2 separate regions of the Homo sapiens genome follow, and region 2 is linked to region 1. A link is a loop called in an ENCODE intact Hi-C map of the cell type or tissue named here. Cell type or tissue: ascending aorta. All regions are shown on one strand. Region 1 overlaps CYFIP2 (cytoplasmic FMR1 interacting protein 2). Region 2 overlaps NIPAL4 (NIPA like domain containing 4).

Evidence for each region. Peaks named below come from ENCODE experiments on the same cell type or tissue, not always from the same donor. Only the 100,000 strongest peaks of a DNase experiment are listed, where the experiment ranks them.
Region 2: a loop joins it to region 1, with 2.2 times the contacts of the local background. A loop is called at or near these places in 14 of 110 quality-filtered maps.

What each region holds. Positions count from the first base shown.
Region 1 is chr5:157,383,799-157,386,298 of GRCh38, reverse strand. All of the region lies in intron 28 of CYFIP2 (cytoplasmic FMR1 interacting protein 2), which reads right to left. The region is part of intron 1 of NIPAL4-DT (NIPAL4 divergent transcript); the gene reads left to right. Among named protein-coding and RNA genes, the nearest start is that of FNDC9, 39 kb to the right of the region's middle. In ascending aorta, no CTCF peak of the experiment used is centred here; DNase peaks (open chromatin) are centred at 1,148 and 1,619; H3K4me3 peaks cover 1,755 bases; H3K27ac peaks cover 2,500 bases.
Region 2 is chr5:157,463,252-157,465,751 of GRCh38, reverse strand. NIPAL4 (NIPA like domain containing 4) reads right to left here. Exons shown (of 6, transcript NM_001099287.2): 2 at 2,419-2,500. Among named protein-coding and RNA genes, the nearest start is that of NIPAL4, 4.3 kb to the right of the region's middle. In ascending aorta, no CTCF peak of the experiment used is centred here; a DNase peak (open chromatin) is centred at 1,131; H3K27ac peaks cover 431 bases.

The sequences.
Region 1 (2,500 bases):
CTGCAGTGAGCTGTGATCACACCACTGCACTCCAGCTTGGGTGACAGGCAAAGACCCTGTCTCAATAATAATAATAAAATTATTCCATTCAGAAATAGTCTTCATCAACTTGAGATGAAAAATTTTAAAAATTTTACCTCATTCTTTGAATGTGCATTTCACTGATTACTGGTAAGGCCAGATACTTTTCCGTGTGTGTTAACATTGTATTTTTTTATGTTGTGAGTTTTCTTTCACATCTTGTCTTTTGGTATGTCTATCATTTTCTCTTTGCTTTGAAAATGTGCTTTATAGCTCGCTTCCTGCAAATACCCTCAATTTGCAGTTTGGTGTTATGTAGGGAGGGGAGTGTTTAACATAGCTTTTATCCATTTCTTTTCTATTCCCCTCGGTGGGGAGTATTTCTCTTTCTGCCCTTCTTATGTGAGTTTAACAAGGGGATAGAGAAAACATTTGTGAAGCTGTGCCGGAATCATCAATATTCCTTCTCTATAACTTTGAGAAGGAATATGTAACAATATTCCTTCTCAAAAACCTCAATGTTTTTTGAATTCTTATGCTTCTATTATTTGCTCGTGATAACAAGAAAGGCAGGTAAAGCAGCTATGATCCCATTACATAGATGGTAAAATAAAGATTGAGAAAAATGGCTTGCACTAGATAATTCAGGGGTGGAGAAGGGACAAGGATCCCTGTCTTTTAACCTCCCCCAGCCCCAAGTTTTTCTTCTTGGTGATAGTGTGGGGCAACAAACCAGGTCACTTCAATTTGTCTCAAACAAATGCAAAGAATGCAATACTGCTCAAGCTTCCCGGCTTTAAATATGTTGCAGACTTCCTCTGTCACCTCCTAGATATCTTACGAGTACCCTGTGCCCAAACCTTCTCAGAAGTTAATATTTTGTTAACTTTTCTTTGGTTCATGGAATGACTAAGTTTTGGACTATTTCTTGAGGAATGGGAGACTTATAAAACTAGCATTTCCTGTCTCACAGAATGTCTAGGCTTTTATTTGTTAAACACTAGGCATTTGACAGACTGAGATTTCTATCAGTCCCAAGGAAATGGTGTTCACCAGAACAGGGAAGGAATTCACAGTCCTCTAAGTGGAAACACATGCCAGACTTCGGAGTGAGAGGCGGGATGCCTGCAGGATGACAGCAGCAGTGGAGCAGACACATTCACATGTCACTCACTGGGTTTTCTCCCTAAAAGGAAATCACTGGAGAGGATCTCCTCTGTTTAGCCTCTGCAGGCCAAAAAAGAAAATGTGTGTGCTCTACAGTATCTGAGTTCTCTCTCTGGTGAGTCAAAGAACCCAACCACCATTAGCTGCTTTTTTTTTTTTTTTTTTTTTTTTGAGATGGAGTCTTGCTCTGTTGCCCAGGCTGGAGTGCAGTGGCATGATCTCAGCTCACTGCAGCCTCCACCTCTTGGGTTCAAGCAATTCTCCTGCCTCAGCCTCCCAAGTAGCTGGGATTACAAGTGCCCGCCACCACGCCTGGCTAATTTTTGTGTTTTTGGTAGAGTTGGGGTTTCACCATGTTGGCCAGGCTGGTCTCGACCTCCTGACCTGAGGTGATCCGCCTGCCTCGGCCTTCCAAAGTGCTGGGATTACAGGTGTGAGCCACCGCGCCCGGCCCCATGATTAGCTTTTAATCACCATTTTCAGAAGGAGGTTGGTGGCATGCGGGGGCCGGGCTGGGGTGGCTTCCTCAGCATGACGTCTGTGCAGATGAGGCTTTGCATCGTGCTCCAAAAATACTTACCATGTTTTGCCAGAAGAGAGGCCACCTTCTGTCCTCCGCTGAGGATTTGAGTCCTTTTGCCCTTGGTGAGAACACCAAAGAGGACCGCCGGAATGCGAGTTCAAAAGCAGATTTCAATCCTAAATCTCTTAAACAGTCAGCATTGGCTTGTCTCACTAGAATACCCTGTTTCTCTTCTAGAATTCTTCCCCTGCCTGCCCCCAAAATGTGAAGCTTGCTGAAATCAACTTGAAAGGAGATAGCACATGCCTTTTGTTTCTCCGCTCTCCCCCTATTTCTCTTCCTTCCTGCTCCCTGCATAATCTGAATTCTCTGAAGGCAGGGGTCCTGTCTTACTCATCTTGATGTTCATCGTGACTCGTACTGGTTTTTAACAATTACAGAATAACATATAAGCTCATTCACCCTTGTTAGAACACTACAGAAAAGGCTGAAGTCTTCTTTCTCTCCCACTCTATTCTATCTCATCTCTCTTCAGAGGTTGCCACCATGATAAACTAGGTAGACATCATTCCAGACATTTTCAGAAGAGTTTTATATGGTTTTGTTGTGTGCATTTAAAAAAAGCCATCATCCTGCATGAACTGTAGTGCAGCTTGCTTCATCCAATTGACTGTGCCTATGATCTATCCACACTGATGCAACAAGATCTAATTTTGCCTTTTCATTATGTATTAAGTACATACGTGATATGCAATAACCTGGCATTTTATTTAATCAATGCTTTACTAT
Region 2 (2,500 bases), 79 kb before region 1:
CCAAAGTGCTGGGATTACAGGTGTGAGTGACTGTGCCCAGCTGGGGTTCTCTCATAACACCCAGCTCTTCTCTTTCATGGCATTGTTGTTCTTAATTTTAGTTGATCTTCTTATTTTATGACATTTCCCCCAGTAAAATGGAAGCTCCACAAAGCCAGGAATTGTGTCTGCTTTGTTCAGGACCTGGCACGTAGTCAATACTCAGTAACATTAGCAACAACGATGATGATAATAATGGATGATGATAGATGGGTTTGAGACAGTTTCATAAAAATCCAAAAATTTATGTTGCTTTTGGGAATGCCCACTTTTCTAAGGAAGAGGTGTCCTATTTTCATTAGGTTCCTAAAAAGGTCAGAATTTCCCATAAATGTTAAGAACTCTGAGAACATTTTACTCTAAGGGTTGAAATCACAGAAGATACTGAAATAGTAGATTGGAGAAAAAAATGGATTCCAGGGAAGTTGTCTTTCTGAATGGTCAATGATACCTTCTCTGAACACAAGCAGAAATTTCCCTGGCACTCTGGAAGGTCTCTGGCCTTTCCAACACTTGTCTAGAAGTGAAGGGTGGAATGGCAATGACCATTGTTCCTGACTTCATCTCTGCACCTCACAGCTATTCATTTTGCAGCACACATGGGCTCTAGACCTGTACCTCTAACTGTGGGAACCTCCCACTGAGATAACAGTAATACCAATACTAGTGCTAGTCTGTGCACTAGTACCTCTAACTGTGGGAACCTTTCACTGAGATAACAGTAATACCAATACTAGTGCTACTCTGTGCTAGGTATGATTCTAACTATGTTGCATTTTCTTATAACCCTTTAGGCTGGTACTATTCTTATCTCCATTTTATAGATGAGAAGACTGAGGCATAGAAATAGATACTTTTCTTGCCCAGAATTGAATCACCAGGAATTGAGGAGCCAGAATTAGAACCCTAATAGTCTGCTTCCTAAGTGCAATATCCCACAAAAACATTAAATTGAACGTGTCCAAACTTGAATGCATCATCTTCCCATAAACCTGTCCCTCCTTCTACACTCTTCATCTCAAGAAATAGCACTTTCATCACCCCAGTTGCTCAAGTCAAAAGCATGAGTCATCCTTGACTCCTTCCCCCGCCCCTCCTCCCTTGCTTGAAGCCGGTCTGTATCAAAGCTGGTAAATTCTACCTTCAAAAACTAGCTTTGGAATCCACCAGTTGTCTCCATTCCCATTTCCGTCTCCCGGGCTCAAGTTCTGTCCTTTCACTCACCTACTTGGTTTCCCAGGCTCCAGGCTTGTCCCCTAATCCGTTCTTCACCCAGCAACCAGGGATCTTTTCAAATTGCAAATTAGACTGTGTCACTCGCCTTCCTAAAACCTTTCAGTCACTTAACAATTGCACTCAGCCTCTGTACTTCCATTTACAAGACCCTTCATGAGCTGGCCCTTCACTCACCATGCACCCCTCCTGCTCCTGCCATTCTGAATGACTTTCGATTTCTAGTATCACTCAAGTTCTCTCACCTCTGAGCCTTTGCACGTGTTATTCCTTCTGCCTGGAACACTGTCTCCCTATTTCCCCTTTTACCTTGCTGTCTCCTCATAATCTAGGTCTCAGTTTAGAGATCATCTCTTCTAGAGAAACCTCCCCTAATCCCCCAAGTCTGGGCTTTACACACCCCTCCAAAATATTCCCCCATAGCAGGCTGTGTTTTCCCCATGATGGCACTTAACACATGATAAAACAACTGCCTATTGACTCATCTGTCTCTTCCACTTGACTGAAGGTTCCACGAGGACACTGAATCCCCATGTCTAGCATTGTCCCTGGCATACAGCAGGCATGTGATAAATGGTGATTAAATGAATGAGTCATTTTGCACAGGATTCCTTTTCTCAAGCACTGTTTCACGGAAAAACATCTTATTTTCCAAACAAGCAAATCCCTTGGGGTCAGACAGTTCACCATTTTTTGGCAGCCCAGAAGGGAGCTCAATTGGATGCTAAGTGAGGGCACACCAGCGTCTGACATTGTTCTGAGCAGAAGTATCTATTCCCATTTTGCAGAGAAGCTGTGACTTGCCTGTGATGACGTTGGTGGGAAGTAAGACCAAGACCAGACATGCATATCTGATTCTTGGTCCTGAGACTTGTCCCTTCCCTCCTCTAATAAACACATCATGAAGGTCTCAGGAAAGATTGGATTCTAAAGGAAGGCATCCTGTTTGCTCTCTAAACTGAGACCTCCTATTGGAGGCCTTCCTTTATAACCCTAAACCCTAACCCTGTTGGCAGGTGGGATTCCAGATAGGGTTGACAATGAGCCTTTTGTACCTTGCTGAGGCCATCCTCTTAGACTACAGCCCCGGACCTTGTGAGAGCTCAGCTGCCCTGGGCCCTATCCTCTCCTGGCCCAGGAACCTACCAGCTCGAGTGGCTCCCGTGGCCACGAGTCGCAAGAGGCCTTTCTTCTTGAGGATGACGCTGCTGCCGATGAGGAAGCTAGA